2 separate regions of the Mus musculus genome follow, and region 1 is linked to region 2. Evidence: chromatin loops called from intact Hi-C (ENCODE). Cell type or tissue: left cerebral cortex. All regions are shown on one strand.

Region 1 (8,000 bases), 100 kb after region 2:
CCTATACCCACACTAAACAGATTAAGTTCTAGCCAGGTTCTAAGCCACCTCCCTGAGCCTCTTCAGGAAGAGTGACTAAAACAAGCACATACTCTCTTCCTTATAGACAGGGATTTCAGTCAAGAATGGAAGGTATGTCTGATGGTGGCCCTTACACCTCCTGCGCAGCCACTACACACACACACACACACACACACACACACACACACACACACACACACACGTGTGAAGTTTATGGCCTTTATACATAGCTGCATAGCCACAACACACACGTGTGTACCTTATTTACTTATGTAGAGGAAGTATGGTGTCGTGTTGGCCAAAGACCAAGAAATAATTGAGTTGACAAGCAGCCAAGTCACAAGGCTCACATCTTCCCAAGCAGTGTGGCTGTCCCTTCCTTCACGCCAGCAGTCATTAAGCTAGGTCGTGGTGCTTTCCTAGCCGATGCCCCTCGGATAGTTCCAGAGAAGGTTTGCTGTAGACGCTCTCCAGCTTCCCTAAGCTCTTGGCCTGTTTGTGGACTTATTCAGGAAAACATAGTAAATCAGATCCATTTATTTTCGGTGGGAAATCCTCTTTCAAACTCATGACAACATCTCTCTCATAGAATTGTCAGGAGACACAAATATCTAACAGTGTGTGTGTGTGTGTGTGTGTGTGTGTGTGTGTGTGTGTGTGTTAGGACTGGCACATTATAATAATTTTGTTATTGCTATTTGGTTTGGTTTGGTTTTAGGGTTTTCAAGACAGGATTTGTCTGGGTGGTCCTGGCTGTCCTGGAACTCACTCTTGTAGACCAGCCTGGTCTCAAAAGCAGAGACGTGTCTGTCTCTGCCTCCAGAGTTCTGGGATTAAAGGATCGCCAGCTGTTAAATTTGTTTGTTTGTTTTTAACAGATATTTCTAAGAGACAGCCTTTTATCTTTCAGCCGTTTCCAACCGGAAACATTTCTTCCTATTTGGTGTTCTTTTGGTATCGGGGTTGTATGGGAACATCTCAAGGGGGAAGACGAGAGCTGAGCTGAGCAGAGGTGGCCAGGCAGGAATGTGGCGTTGGAATCCCGAGCCCCACAGTCTCCGGCAGCTACACTGCTCTTGCATTATGCTATGCCACTTTTGTAGTTTGTAATACAACGTGTTAAAGGACTACAAACCCTTCTCCATCTTCTGGGAAGTCAATCTAGGTTCTGAGCTAACTTTCTTCCCTTCTCCACGTCCTCACATGCTTGCTCTTTAGCTCAGATCCCAGCCCAAACCTGACGCGTTGAACAGACGTAGGCATAGACGAGGAGGGAAGGCCGACGAGAGTTGCCAGAGGACTTCGTGCTAGAAGCAGACAGGCAGTCACAGCACCACTTGACGCTTAGAGGAAATGGCTTTTAGAAAGTCAAAGAGCAGATCCAGATCGACTCACAGGCATCCGACCCCAGAGGACTCTCAGGCTTGTGAATCACAGGACCTGGAAAGAGGACACAGGAAAGGAAGCAGGACCTTTCCTGTTGTCTCTGCCATGGAAGAGCTGACAGCACGCTACGAATGGTCAGGAACCTTCTCCATCCCTAGTCCTCTAACCCAAAGCTGGGCGAAGTTTTTAAAATGCTTTCTAAAAACTGTCTGGTGGCTTGCATGATTACATTTTGTAATGAAAAGAAGGATGAATATGAGTCTGAGAAACATGGATATGAATTTATCCTGTCTGTACTCCAGGATCTTCTGAACCATCTCCCTTACTTTAAAATGTAGAGTTGAGGATTTATGGTATTAAATGAATTCTGTAGCCAAAGGGCAGGGCTTCAGGGGCCTGTGTACGCAGTCTCCTGGCCTTTGCCTTTCCCATCGTTATCAGAGCCATTGTTTTGAACTGTAAGGATGATGACCTGTGTGGAAGATACTCAGATGACACAGCCTTTGGCTTAGCCTCTTTCTGTCTTTGGCACTTATATCTGACTGTCCGTGGGAAAACTCATGTCTGTTTTCAAAAGAGTCCGCAATGGGAAAATTTACAGTTCCTGTCTTTCCCATTGAGGGAATCCCATAGACTTTGCCTTCCTGAATATATAGCTTTAATTAAAACGGTATTATTCTTGCTCTCCTTTATTGTCCAGAGAGTGACCTTGTAAGACTGCTGCTTAGTAGGACTTCATCCTTTACCTCACTGGTCCAAGGAACGGTCAGCTCTGAGAGCACACAGCCTAGATAATCCACTAAGTAACTTTTAAAAAATTCTCTTAACTAAGCAATGCTCCAAATTTATATAGATGTAAGAAAGAAAGTAAAAGGCTACAAAGACAGTTAAGAACACTGGCTGCTCTTCCAGAGAACCTGGGTTCAAGTCCCAGTACTTACAAGGTAGCTCACAAGCGTCTGTAACTCTAATTCCAGGGACTCCAACTCCTTCTGGTCTCCACAGGCACTGTGTGTACCTGCTACACAGATAAGTAAGACACCCACACACATAAAAATGTGAAAAGAAGTGAAAAGAAAGCATAAAGAACTATTCGAAGAAACACTGTCCTTCAAAAACGCAGTAATTGCTAAAGACTCAGCAAAGCCTCAAACTGTAATTTAGATCTAATATTTGGTGTTTCCTTCTCTGTTTAAAACTAGTAATAATGACTGTGACAACATCTCGGTCCAAGCAGGAGCAGGCACCAGGCAGCGTGAGAACTATTTCTCCTGAGATCATTTGATTTTCCTAGTCCTGGGAAGTAAATACAAGTTTTCTCATTTTACCACTACAGACACTGAGACCCAAAGTTACTTAGTCTAGGGGGCGCTTGACAGTCTAGATCCAGGACCATAAAGCAGGGCAAGCGAATGCCAGCGAGCACTTGTACAGCTGGTTCTCCTATTGGGTCAGCCTGTTCTACCCGGCCAGTACTGTGCAGCAGGTAGCTGTCTGGAGATTTGAAGACATAGCGCACTAAAGCTTACCAGGGAGAGAAAGGCACCCATCCCTACTCTCCCAACAACCTCTGCATATCCATAAAGAACTGTGTTTTCTGGGCATGTCTGTTCCTTGAGAATGGCTCTTCCATTCACTCTTGTATTTTTTTCCTGGTCTGAAAAACTGCCCATCTTTTCTGGCTCCCTCTACAGGCTGCAAGATACTAGGCTCAGAGGCTGTTAGGCACCAAGAGGCTCGATGCGCCTGAGCGCCCTACTGGTAGCACACCGGGGCTGTGGTTGTGCTTTCTCAGCTCAGTCCTAAAAATAATTTCTGGTCTGATCTGAATTGCAAGATATCAGCCTTGATGGTGACTAATGATCATAATAATGGCTAAAATGTATAAATTTCTACTTCGGAAGTCTTTTCTGAACCAATTTATACTCAGTAGACAAAAGCCATTCTTCTTCCTTACAATAATAAAATCAAAGACATAATAGCTCTAGATATGGTCTCCTATTTATCAACCTCACCATGGCATGCAGTATTAATCCTTCATGACACATTAAGAAATTTAAGCCAAGCTTCACTGTCAGACACCAGCCAAAGACAGTCGGATCCAGACTTCTATATTATACTGTCATGCCCCTTTAAAAACAGTTTGCTCATCAGCTTTAATTCCAACTGTTTTGAAAAAAAAAAAAAAACACACTCACTCAATGCCAGGAGATGAAGCTTTGCCACCACTTGGGCAGGCGGAAGACAACGCTGGCATTCTGAAGGCACTTCCAGAGAGATGCCGCCAAGGGCTGCCTCCTACTCCACTCGCCTCTGCCAGGGTTTCCATGGTTCACCAGCTTGGGCACCTTCAGAGGCATAACGTGCTATTTTGTCAGTCTCCCTGCTTAGCGGTTGGCCCCAGAGGACCGGAGAGCATGCTCACTGGGATGAGTCCCCAACATCTTTCCAGTTACAGCAGTGTTTCTTAGCTGTGTGCCTGCTAGCTGTTACTTAGAACCCTTTTAAACTACCTAATTACTGTTTGCCCTAACATTTCAATAAATCAGCGCTTGTTAGAATAGCCACCAGCTGAAAGGATCCTTGGTAGGGTTCTTGGGCACAGCTTTGGGACTCTCTGCTGGTGCTCATTAAAGCGTTAGTGTTGTGTTGTGCTTATACTGTATTGGAGATGCCCAGTGTTAGCTACATTTTCCCCTTTCCTCTTGGCCCTAAAGGCTAGTGAGAGGAACATATTATTATTTCTCCTGGACATATCAGAAACCTGTTTTTAAAACTCATCCTGCTGTAATCATGGACAGATGAGGCCAGAATTTCTTGGCGGTGAACTTTCTGTTTCTATAATGTTATTGTTCAGGCTGTGCTGGGTACCACTGTGGTTTGAATGTAGAAAGTCCCCGATAGGTTTGTGTACTGGAGCCCGTCATCACCTGTTTGAGAAGGCTGTGGAACTATTAAGCAGGGGGGAGCCATGCTGGAGGAGATGGGTCACTGATGGTGAGGCACAAGCCTTCAGGTTTTATAACCCCGTCCTACTTCTCTGCTTCCTGACAGTGGCTGTGGTAGCACGCACGTACACACACACACACACACACACACACACACACACAGAGAGAGAGAGAGAGAGAGAGAGAGACAGAGAGAGACAGAGAGAGACAGAGAGAGACAGAGACAGAGAGACTAAATTAATCTTTTTTTAAAAAGTAGAAAAATACAAATTTAACACAAGGAGTAGTTACTACGGGTTAAACTGCTCTGAATAAAACTGAAGGAGCGCTTATAGAAGTAGGTTAGTAGGTTAGTAGGTTAGTGATACCTGACTACCACACTCAGCCACCATGATCATCTATATCACTGGTTCTCAAACTATGGATCACAAACCCCTTGGGGCTCGAATGACCCTTTCACAGGGGTTGCATATCAGATATCCTGCATATCAGATACATTATGACTCATAACAGTAGCGGAATTTCAGTTATGAAGTAACAAGAAAAGTAACGTTCTAGTTGGAGGTATTACAACATGAGGAACTGTACTAGAGAGTCAATACATTAGGAAGGTTGGGGACCACTGTTCCACATCCCTTCATAAACTGTAAGTGAAAATAAGCCCTTCCTCCCTTAAATTGCCACCTGTCAGATCCCAGCAATAAGGACTATGGCCAGTACAGTCATGGGTATACATGGAGACCATCCAGGAAAGAAGATGTGAGTTAAGGAACCAGTAGGCCTCTTTGGTTACAAGCAACAAAAATAAATATTGGCCAACGAGAAATTTGTGGGAGAGCCAAGCTCAGAAAGGGGCAAGAGCCCACACAGCTCTGTCCCCTCGGCAGGAGCCTGTAGATGGTTCCTTCTGAGTGTCACCCTCTCGATGAATGAACATCATGCATTTTTATTTCCATGAAAAAAAAAATGTACATGAGGCAGTTCCCAGGAAAAGAGCTTTATAGTAGACAATGCTCCCAAGTTTCTTTCTTCTTCTTCTTTTTTTTTTTTTTTTTTTTTTTGGTTTTTTTCGAGACAGGGTTTCTCTGTGTAGCCCTGGCTGTCCTGGAACTCACTTTGTAGACCAGGCTGGCCTCAAACTCAGAAATCCGCCTGCCTCTGCCTCCCAAGTACTGGGATTAAAGGCATGTGCCACCATGTGCCACCATGCCCGGCTCATCAGGCTTTCTAATAAAATGTCTTCCAAATGATTCTTAAATAAGACTCATAAAGCACTAACCATTAAAGGAAAATACTTCATAAATTACCTCACTTTTGAATTTAAAGTGTCTGTTAATTAAAAGCCATCCTATTACAAAAAATAAAAGCAAACCACTATATAGGAAGAAATGTTGCCAACAGGCATATCTGGCAGACCACTCACATGCAGAACATAAATTAACTTTGGGAGTCAGCAGAAACATGGTAAACAGCAAACAAAGGCCTTATAAAGATAATGTCATGGGCTGGCAAGATGGCTCAGTAGGAAAAGGTGCTCGTCATATAAGCCTGGTGACCCGAGTTCAATCCCCAGGCCCCACGAAAAGGGGGAAGGAGAGAACCATATGAACTCCCCAGAACTGTCCACAGTTCCACAGAGCTGTCCTGTGACCTCCACATGCATACTGTGGGGTGCCTGCCCCACAGCCATACACTCTCACCATAATAATAAATATTCTTTTCAGAAGTACTTCATAAAAGAGGATAGCCAAATAGCCAGTAAAACATGCACCACGGTGCTAGGCAAGCCTCCTTAGTTACCAATGGAAGCCAAGTAACTCTACCATAAAACAGAGTGCCTAGACAGCATCACAGTTCAAGTGAGTGTCAGGCAGTACTGCCTGTTAGCAAAGATAAAGACCAACAGAACATGTAGACACTGTGTGGAAGCCTAAGTGAATGCAGTGAGTTTGCGTGCTGGATGATGGAATAGTCCTGTTTAGTATACTCAATGCATCTTCGTGTGTACCCAAGTATGTACAAGAGTGTGCAGTGGGGCACCAGCTATAATTGCCCAAATGCAGAAAATATCAAATATCTGTAAACATTCCAAGGGATAAACTGTCGCATTGGTGCATTTGAACACAATGCAGAAATGTTCAAATAGCACATATGGTGTTAGTAGTCATGGTAGTGATTATGAGAAGGGGAGGTCGGTAGGAGGAATGGGGGCATAAAGTGAAGTCACCATGGGTTCTGGCTGTGTTCTGGCTTTGGATCAGTTTACAAACAAATCCAAACAAACAGTTTTGAAAAAATGCATCAAGCTTTAAACACAGACAGGATTTCTGTTCTTTTCCGTGTGCTTGGTGTTTTAATAAAATGTTTACAAAAAAGAAAAGCTAGGCATGGCGCTATAGGTAGGTAATTCCAACCCTTGGGAGGTTAAGTAAGGCAGGATGGTAGCCCGGGCTTGACAATTAGAGATGAGTCAAGTGACGGACAGTTGCCTCTAGAAGAAAGCACTGGCAAACTCCAGATTAATCACATCAATAAGAAAAATAGGAATTTGGGGCTTGAGAGATTGATTGTTCAGTAGCTAAGACCATCTGCTGCTCTTGGAGAGGACTCGAGTTTGGCTCCCAGCACCCAAGTTTGGAAGCTGACAACCACCTCTCCAATTCCAGGGAATGAAAATGCCCTCCAGCCTCCAAGAGCATCTGCACTCACGGTGCACAGAAACTCTCGAAGACACACCACACACACACACACACACACACACACACACACACACACAGAGAGAGAGACAGAGAGAGAGAGAGAGAGAGAGAGAGAAAGAGACAGAGAGAGAGACAGGGACAGAGAGAGACAGAGAGAGACAGAGACAGAGAGACTAAATTAATCTTTTTAAAAAAAAATAGAAAAATACAAATTTAACACAAGGAGTAGTTACTACGGGTTAAACTGCTCTGAATAAAACTGATGGAGCGCTTATAGAAGTAGGTTAGTAGGTTAGTGTTCCCCCATCAGGTGACTGACTGAACTGGAGGGAAGCACCCGGGCTCCTGTTTCTCACAGAGGTGCTGGGGACATGCACGTGTACAGTCCTGAGTATCTCTAAGCACCTGTCTCTGAATGTTCTACCTCAAGTCAATGAAGAGGACGGTTTAGAAACAGATTAGAAACTTCTCGTCCAAAGACAAGTTGCCTAAGCTATTGTTTTCCCTCCCCTGTAGACCGTGAACCCTCCCGTCGTGGTCTAAAGGAGGAGTTGAGGCAGAGCACTGTAGGAGTCCGTGTTACCTCATCAGCTCACAGGGGACACTGACAAACTGGGACAGATTTTTCCCCTGTTGATATTTGAAGCCTCTCCTGGGGCTTCCCCGTGGCGTGACGTCGTGTCATTGTGAATGTCACAGTGTGTTGGTTTTGGTGGCTTGGTAACTCAAGCACTGGGGCAAAGGGCACTTCTGCTTATCTGTATCACAGTGTGAGGCTTGTCCCCACACCAACACGCCATGGCTTCCTTCTCCAGTGTTTACTCAGGCGCACCTGCAAGTGAGCCCAGAGCCTGAGCCAGTACATATTTTCTGGGTGCCAGGCAATATCGTAGATTATAATAATGATGAATAAAAACAGCATAAAGATGGAAAAAAGATAAAAATG
Region 2 (8,000 bases):
TTAGAAGCAATTCTGGCATCTTTAGAACGTCTATGTTCTATCCCCAAGGTGCTCTTTATGGGTGACTTTTCCTGAATTTCAGGATTATAAAAGCAGATGTGAAATTCTTGGAATAATGCCTGTCAAATAATATACACCATGTTAATATTAGGGTAATTATTATGTTATGAATCAGCTTCATCTCTCCACCTAGGTATTAAGTTCTTTGTGGGTGACATCAGTTCATCTTGTTCTTTTCCTCGCCAGTACAATATTCTTAGTATATTGATGGTATTGGGCTCTCCGACAAATTATTTCCCTTTTGTGAGCTCTGGTAGGTAGGGGCCATACACAAATTTGTGTAGAGTTCCATCTGGGTTCATGAACACTATTTGTCACCCACAGTTTACAGTCGCCCTTCCTAAACCCTACACACCCTATACTAAAAAGTATGAAAAAAATAAAAGTGAGCTCAAAGTGGCTTGCATGAGAGAAGAGCACGGATCCCAGCATCGTGGAGGTTCACAACCACCAGCCCACAGTAGCTAGGACTCCGTAATGGTTCCCAGTCCCAGCCACTTCTTGCCCCGGGAGCTTGCTTGGCTAACCCCATTGGGTGCACAGGGCACCGGAACCGGTTTCAATGTTCTCCTGGCCCCAGGTGCGGTGGGAACCAAGGCCAGGGCAACTAAGGTCTGCGAGTGGCTCCGCCCACCCCATCCTTCTGTCCAATCAGAGAGCGTCTCTTGCACAAGCCGCGCCCAATCAGGAGCGCCGAGAGCTGCGCCCTGAGCCCGCGGGCGCCCAGCAAGCCCAGAGTCGCGAGCGGGCAGTGGAGGTGCGGCGGCCCGGACGGAGCTCTGCGCGAGCGGCGGCGGGACGGGGTCAGGCTGGGGAGCTGGCGGTGGCGCGGATCTCACCGCCGATGCCGGGACTCTGCTCAGCCCGCTGCTGGTGAGTACGACCCGCGGTGGGGAGCGACCTAGGCGCCGCAGGTGGACGGCGGGGGGCGCCGGCCGCGAGGTCCTAGCGCCGAGCATCTCCGAGCACCGGGTATTGAGCCAAAGCGGAGCGCCACCGCACCACCAAGTCCGGGAAGGCCCGACTGGGTGGGTGGGGAATGAGGCGAGGCGGCTTCTTCGGGGTATTCGTGGGGAGACCCCCGTGACCCCCACACTCATCGCAGCACTTCTTGCCAGCCCGTGCCTTTCCCTGAGCTCCAAGTCGGCCAGGGCCACTTCGTTGTCCTGAGCGGGGAGGCGACAACAGGTGTCCTTGGAGATGGTGCCTTGCCCCACCCCCGCTCGAAATCCCGGCCTTGGCGTCGCGCCCCAGCTTCGGGGTGTTCTGAGTCGGGACCCCAGCCTGGCCTCTCAGGCTCTTTGCCCGCTGGACAGCGCCCAGGGGCGGCCTGGACCCCCGGGCCTTGGATGGAGTTTCCTGAACGCGTTGCCAAGCAATTTGCTGGACACCGCCTCTCGTCGGGATGGATAGTTGGGGGGGGGGGGGGAGCGTTATTTATTGGACACTAGCCTCTCCCTGGGATGTAGAGTTTTGTGTGTGTGTGTGTGTGTGTGTGTGTGTGTGTGTGTGTGTGTGTGTTCCCATACAGACTCTGCTGAAAGGAGCTGCCTGAGGGCTCTAAGTGAATCATTAACTCTGGTTTTATGCAGCTACTGCCCCTGCCTGCATTTCTCTTGCTCGCTCCCAGTCTCCTTCATGCTTTCTGTGCTGTTTGCTCTCCTTATTTATAAAGTGACAATTCTGATTGCACTCGTATGGAAGATTATATGAGCCACTGTCTGAAAAATAGCAAGCATAGCACCAAGCATTCAAAAAATGCTGGCTCTTAACGATTGTCAAGTGGGTGATTGTTTTAAGAGTAAATCAGACCTGTCCAGACTGGCCCCATAGCCATTTGGAGTATTTAGCAGTTTTCTACTCTCCAAGGAGAAAAATGTTACTGTTACTGATGGTATCATTTAAAGGGAATAGATATGTCCTACTGGGGAGCAGATGGGAAAGAGAGATGAATTTCAATTAGTATCCAATGTTCTGTGACCCTATGGATGTTTTGTGAAAAGAATATTATGATGCTTTTGTTGTTTTCTCTCTCTTATTTGTATGGGTGATTAGAGTGGTGAAGGAATTATTTTTAGCATTTTGTAGCTTGTAGCCTTTTTTAAAGGTGAGGGATGGGGACAGAAACACACATATGCAATTCTCAGCCTTATAACAAAATGCCAGCAGCTGAAAGAACCCCAAAATGTGTGTTTCTACCTTCATGCAGTTGATGGAATGTCTGTCTCAGGTGGTCTTAGTTCAGTCTTTTGCCGCTGTATCCTCTCTGTCCCCTTGCTGTTTAATCTGGGCATCACAGACACGGGTGACTACATGTTTATTTGTGTTTCTGAACCTAAGATAGCACATGGATCACATGTTGGAGTTGTGAGCCCTCTCCTTTGAGACCTAGAGACCTCTCTATCTGTGTTCTCAGTGGACATCTGTCTGTCTTGCCATCCCACCTAACTCCTGTGGCCTGGACCTTCAAAGGACAAGGTCAAACTATCCCGGTTTTCCTGTGGTTGCCAGACCCTTGTCTACCTTAGGATCAATATACACGCCCAATATATAGCGAGCGTCTTCTCAGGGTCTGAGATGGGTTTCTCACTGCAGATCTTGCAAGTGTGAGAACAGTGTGGCTTTTCAGCTGTTGCTCTGTGGACTTTTCCTTTCCAGTGGAGTGGGAAGATCTGATGGCTATAGCCAGGAAGGGACAAAAGGATGTGGCACGGGGCAGATTGCTGAATTCAAAGGCAGACTCCCACCTCGTGAGAGCCCAGGCTCTAACTGTGGCTAAGAAATCTGGGCACCCTGCTTTGGTTCTCTGAGCTAGGCTCCACATGAGTGATACTGATTTTATTAAATAGTGAAGAGACAGGATGCTTTAAAAAGAAAATGCTAGTGGATGAGAAGCCCGTAGCACAGCCCCCAGACACAGTTACATGTCTGTGGCATCTAGGAGGTTCTAACAGTGAGAGTTAAAGATAAAGGGCAGATTGAGAGTTGACTACTTAGGCAGTTGATAGAATGAGGAGCTGAAGTGGGGTCTTTGAGAGCAAGGCAGAACAGACGGGCGAAGGCACAGAACATCACAAGTGTTGCTTTAAACTGCTTGGGCTAAATAACAAGTAACCCCAAACATCATTGCTCTACAGTCTCTCAGACTTCTTACTCATTGATGCTGTGCGTCTAGGTGGGTCAAATCAGCCTCCCTCAATCAAGGACCCTACTGACCTCACTATGGCAAAGAGAGAGACTTACCATGGGACAGCACTATCACATTTAACATCTGCTGGGAAGTGAGTGTTGGCTGGCCCTCCAGCTCCATGCCGTTGACCGAGGTCAGTGACATGGCCAAGTGTGATGTCAGAGACAGTATAAGCTTCCTGAAGATAGGGAGATATGGTTGTGGAGATCGGAAACTGAAAAAAAAAAAAAAAAAAAAAAAAAAAAAAACAAGGTCAGGGAAGTTATCCAGAGGCAGATGATGAAAGATTCGGGTTTGTGGACCAGGCAGTTGAGTCTTTATGTTATAGGCAGAATGTAACCACTGAAAGCAAATGTGTGTGTGAAATGTGTGTGTGTGTGTGAGTCTGTCTGTCTGTGTGTCTCTGTGTATATATATCTGTGTGTCTGTGTCTATCTCTCTGTGTGTGTATGTGTGTGTGTCTGTGTGTGGTATATGGTATATGTACACCCATGTGTGCACATAGAAACCAGAAGAAGATTTTGGGGCAGGGTGTAGAGCAGGCACTATTACCTCCAGAGCCATCTCCCCAGCTCCTAATGAAGTTAAATTGAGGTTTAACAAGGTCAGATTTTTAGGACAAACGCAAACCTCCAGTAGCACGGTGAAGTATGAAACTGGTGAAACTCAGAGCAAGAGGTGGCGAGATCCTGGTCAGCCCCACAACCTCACATCCCTCTCATGTGTCTCGAAGGACACCAGGACAAGGAAATTCTTCAGCTGATACTGGAGTGGCTTGTGTTTTTCACGCGTCGTCCTACAAGGCACGTGCTCTCTCACCTTGACGTTTTTATCTTGTAATATCATCAAAACCTAACAAACATCTAATATGGTAGTTCCCAGACTTTGGCTGCATCGACAGATGGGAAGGCTCCACGCAACAGAAATTGCTGACTCCGCCCCCAGCCCCATCCCAGAGTTTCTGAATCAGTCAATACAGGGTCAGACCTGAGAGTAAACTTTTCTGCCCAGTGCTCTGTCGATGCTGATGCTGTTGGCCCAGAGACCTCACAATGAAAAGCAGTAAAGGCAGCAATTAAGATGTGTCTGCTGGGAAGACCTGCAAGGGAGGGCCAATGAAAGGTTCTAGTACTTTGCCCTAGGCTGCTGTGAGCATCGGGGTGTATAGGAGTCCCTGAACCTCCAGTTCTTATTAACTGCTTGCTTGTTTGATTTTTTTTTTTTTAATCAGAACCTTATTATATAACTCTGCCTGGCCTAGACCCCTAAGCAATCCTCTGCCTCAGCCTCCTAAGTACTAAGTTACAGGTATGTACCACCCTTCCCAGGCTTATATTTAAATGTCCTGTGCAATTCTCCTAAGCCGAAAATGCCAAACAGCTCCAATGTGGAGCTTCTAGAAGCATACAAGGGCTGCTTTGTCCCACCCCCTTGTAATTCTGCCCAGCGTCTCCGTCCTCTCATTGAGCACACACCCTTTCAGCTGGTTCCAGCCTTCTCTCTCCCTGGCTTGTCCACACATCCAAATCTTAGTCCCTCACACTCTTTTGTCTTCCCAGTCTAATGTCTTCTGGACCTTGCCCACTGGGTGGATCTTTGGCTGAATCGTAGCAGAGTCAGACCAAGAAATGGCTTGTCTCATTTGGTTGAGTCTTTATGACAAAACATCTGTACGGTGTGGTCATCTGCAAATTGCAGCCCATCTCTACCCCAAGATAAATAATCCTCTGAGAATCCAAGATCAACCAGGCCAAAGCTCTTTGGCTTGCTGTAATAGGAGGGGCAGGTCACAACAATCCTCTCAGCGCTGACTCATTGCTCTCGCAATGACAGAGTGTTTGAAAAACGGTTGTTAAAGAGAAAACACGTTGCTTTGTACAGGAAATGAAACACAGGTTTCTTTTCTTTTCTTCTTCTTCTGGGTTTTAGACATAAACAAAGGGTGACCTCTATCTGGGAGCCAGATAACTATTGTGTGCCCACCCTAATATGCAGCTTGTGAACACATGACATATTTTTAGGCTCAGTGTTTTGAATGCTGGATAGTGGCTTAGAAGATGTGTCTAAGGTAAAGATGAGCATATGATGGCTCAATGGGTTATGGGTAGAAAATTCTTGAAGCAGTGTTTATTGTTTATATAAAATAAGAAATACAGTGAGCTAAAGCTTTGAAAAGGCCCAATATTTGACAGATAATCACGCTTAGCAGGTGTGTTTTTGAAACAGGCAATTCTCTTAGGGTTCTGGGCTTCTCCCAGGTAAGTAAGAAAACTTGGAACCAGAGTTCTTGTTCTGGAGGCCTGAGGCTATCTCTTTCTTTCTCCAGGTAATTCTGAAAAGCAAGTAATTTCCTCCCCTCCCACACACCTGGCTTCAAAGTGCCCTTCCCTTGGTGACTTTATGAGGCATTAGAGCATCTTCCTGCATCTTAGGTCTCCAAGAAACTTTGAAGTTTCAAAAGATGCCCTAAACAGAACCCCGGCCTTAAGAGTGAACCACAAGAGACTCCAGACAGGAAGGATTAAAGCGTCGAACAGAGTTAGAAAGTGCTACTCTCCCATTGCATAGCATTCATCTGGCAATTTGATATGAAATATCATATGTCAAATATGTCAAAGCCTCAGATACTTAGAACGCTGTCCTTTTGTGCGTATATTGAACAGTTGTAGGACATAGATTTACAGTACTATTGTTGCCTTTCCGAAGTGCCATACCTAACATAGAAATACTAGTCTAAGTTCTATAGACAGATAACAAGATAAGGGAACAAAAATAAGAGGGCAGAATTGAGAACTCAAGACCTTGCACGCTTTGTCCATCCTGTGCCCTGCCGGCCCCTCACTAACTGGGCTCGTGACCTCCAGTGGCTTCACGGATGAGAAGATGGCGGTCACTGATTCCGATGTTTGGGATGGTCCGGTGTAGCCATTGGAAGGTGACCCACGTGATGGTATTGACAATCCTTCTGGGAGTTACAAAATTCCGAGGAAGAAGTTACAGGCTCTCTGTGTCTTCTTACACTGCCTCTACTCTGACAGTGAAAGAGTACACTAGTATTTACATAAATTAATATCAGTTAATGGTGAGACCACAAACAGAAAGTCGGCAAATGGCTAAGAAGGTACTGAGTGCCAGGCGTTCAGAGACCTGATGGAGTAGGTCTTCGAAAAAGCGGGTACTGTGGGAAGAATGTAGAAATAGGATTTCGTGAGGGAAAAGCACTGGGTTTGTAGGGAATGAACCCCTGTGGACTCTGGTTCTGCATCGGCGACTCAGTTCAGGCTCCCTGACAAGACTGCCTCATCTGGGATGAGAGAGTCGACAGAAAGCAGGGGAGTTGATGGGAGTTGGTTGCCCTCTGCCCATCTAATACGAATGCTCACGCACATAGAAATTTGCACAACCTCTTAACCAACGACTATAATTCACTAGCAGGCACATAGCACAGGACAGGACTCTGATGTGACCTTCTTAACATGCCCGTTTTATTAATAGGAAAGCACTTGGGAGCTAAGGATGTCAAACCTCTTTATAAATAAAGCCTAGCCCTACCATAAACTCTGTCATCTGGCAGGCAATCGGTCTCTCTCTCTCTCTACTTCTAAAATGACTTAAAGGTCAAAGGGGTGGTTCAAAGTCACACAGGAATCCCTGGACACGTCCATGTTAACGGATCCCACCTTTCCTGTCATCAGCTGGATTACATTGCTTCCCAGAGCTCCACAAGGATGGTGACACTAAGGACTTAGGGCCTGGCCAGCTAGCTAGGACGTTTCCAGCTAGCATTATATACCACATGGATCTTCAACTGTTAATGCCCAGAGCTGCTTGTTAGTTTTAGATTTAGATAATTACACCCTTTCCTTTCAGCCTTAAAACCGTCGCTTTTATTAAGAAAGTGCCACTCCAGCTGGGCGTGGTGGGGCACACCTTTAAACCCAGCACGAGGCAGAGGCAGGCGGATTTCTGAGTTCGAGGCCAGCCTGGTCTGCAGAGTGAGTTCCAGGACGGCCAGGGCTACACAGAGAAACCCTGTCTTGAAAAAAAGAAAAAAAAAAAGGAAAAGGAAAAAAAAAAGAAAAAAAGAAAGTGCCACTTCTGTGCTATGGCTCTGTGCAGATACGCTGTGTGAATAAAATGCCATTGAGTTCTTTTAACCAGATGCCAACTAGGGTAGTTGCTTTCAGTCTGTTTGAACTTGGGAGTGAGATTTCAAACCATTACCGGCTTGATACTGTCCTCTATTGCCTGCCTTTTGAAGGTAGCCGGTTACACTTGCTGTTGCTCTTCCCTCCTCCTCCTCTTCTTCTTCCTGCCCTCTTCTTCCTCCTCCTCTACCTCATCTTCCCCCTCTTCTTCTTGGTCTGTCTATCCATGTGTGTAAGTGTGTGTGTGTGTGTGTGTGTGTTTGCATTAGTGTGAGGGTCAAAGGGCAACCTCAGGTGCCTGTCCTTACCTTCTACCTCTTTTGAGGCAGGGTCTCTTGGTTTTTTTTTTTTTGTTGTTGTTGTTTTTTTGGTTTGTTTTTCCTCCTGCATATACCAGACTAGCTGGTCTTCAGGCTTCCAGGGATTTGCCATTTGTTTGCACCACCCATTTCCTCATGCTGAGATTACAGTAGATGCTTGTGCTGTGTATCAGGCTTTTACATGGGTACTAGGGATTTGAACTCAGGTCCTCATGCTTGCTTGGCAACCACTGTTATCCACTGAGCCATTTTTCCCATGAAGTGGAATTCAGGGCAGTGGTC

Evidence for each region. Hi-C counts contacts between places; a loop is a spot of excess contacts. Peaks named below come from ENCODE experiments on the same cell type or tissue, not always from the same donor. Only the 100,000 strongest peaks of a DNase experiment are listed, where the experiment ranks them.
Region 1: a loop joins it to region 2, with 2.2 times the contacts of the local background. A loop is called at or near these places in 2 of 42 quality-filtered maps.

The regions. Positions count from the first base shown.
Region 1 is chr12:91,668,454-91,676,453 of GRCm38, reverse strand. All of the region lies in intron 4 of Ston2 (stonin 2), which reads left to right. It also overlaps the pseudogene Gm51993. Among named protein-coding and RNA genes, the nearest start is that of Gm16876, 9.3 kb to the left of the region's middle. In left cerebral cortex, a CTCF peak has its summit at 3,125 (motif pointing left); DNase peaks (open chromatin) are centred at 3,068 and 3,728.
Region 2 is chr12:91,771,932-91,779,931 of GRCm38, reverse strand. All of the region lies in intron 1 of Ston2 (stonin 2), which reads left to right. Among named protein-coding and RNA genes, the nearest start is that of Ston2, 11 kb to the left of the region's middle. In left cerebral cortex, no CTCF peak of the experiment used is centred here; DNase peaks (open chromatin) are centred at 739, 1,272, 1,652 and 4,693; H3K4me3 peaks cover 1,050 bases; H3K27ac peaks cover 1,059 bases.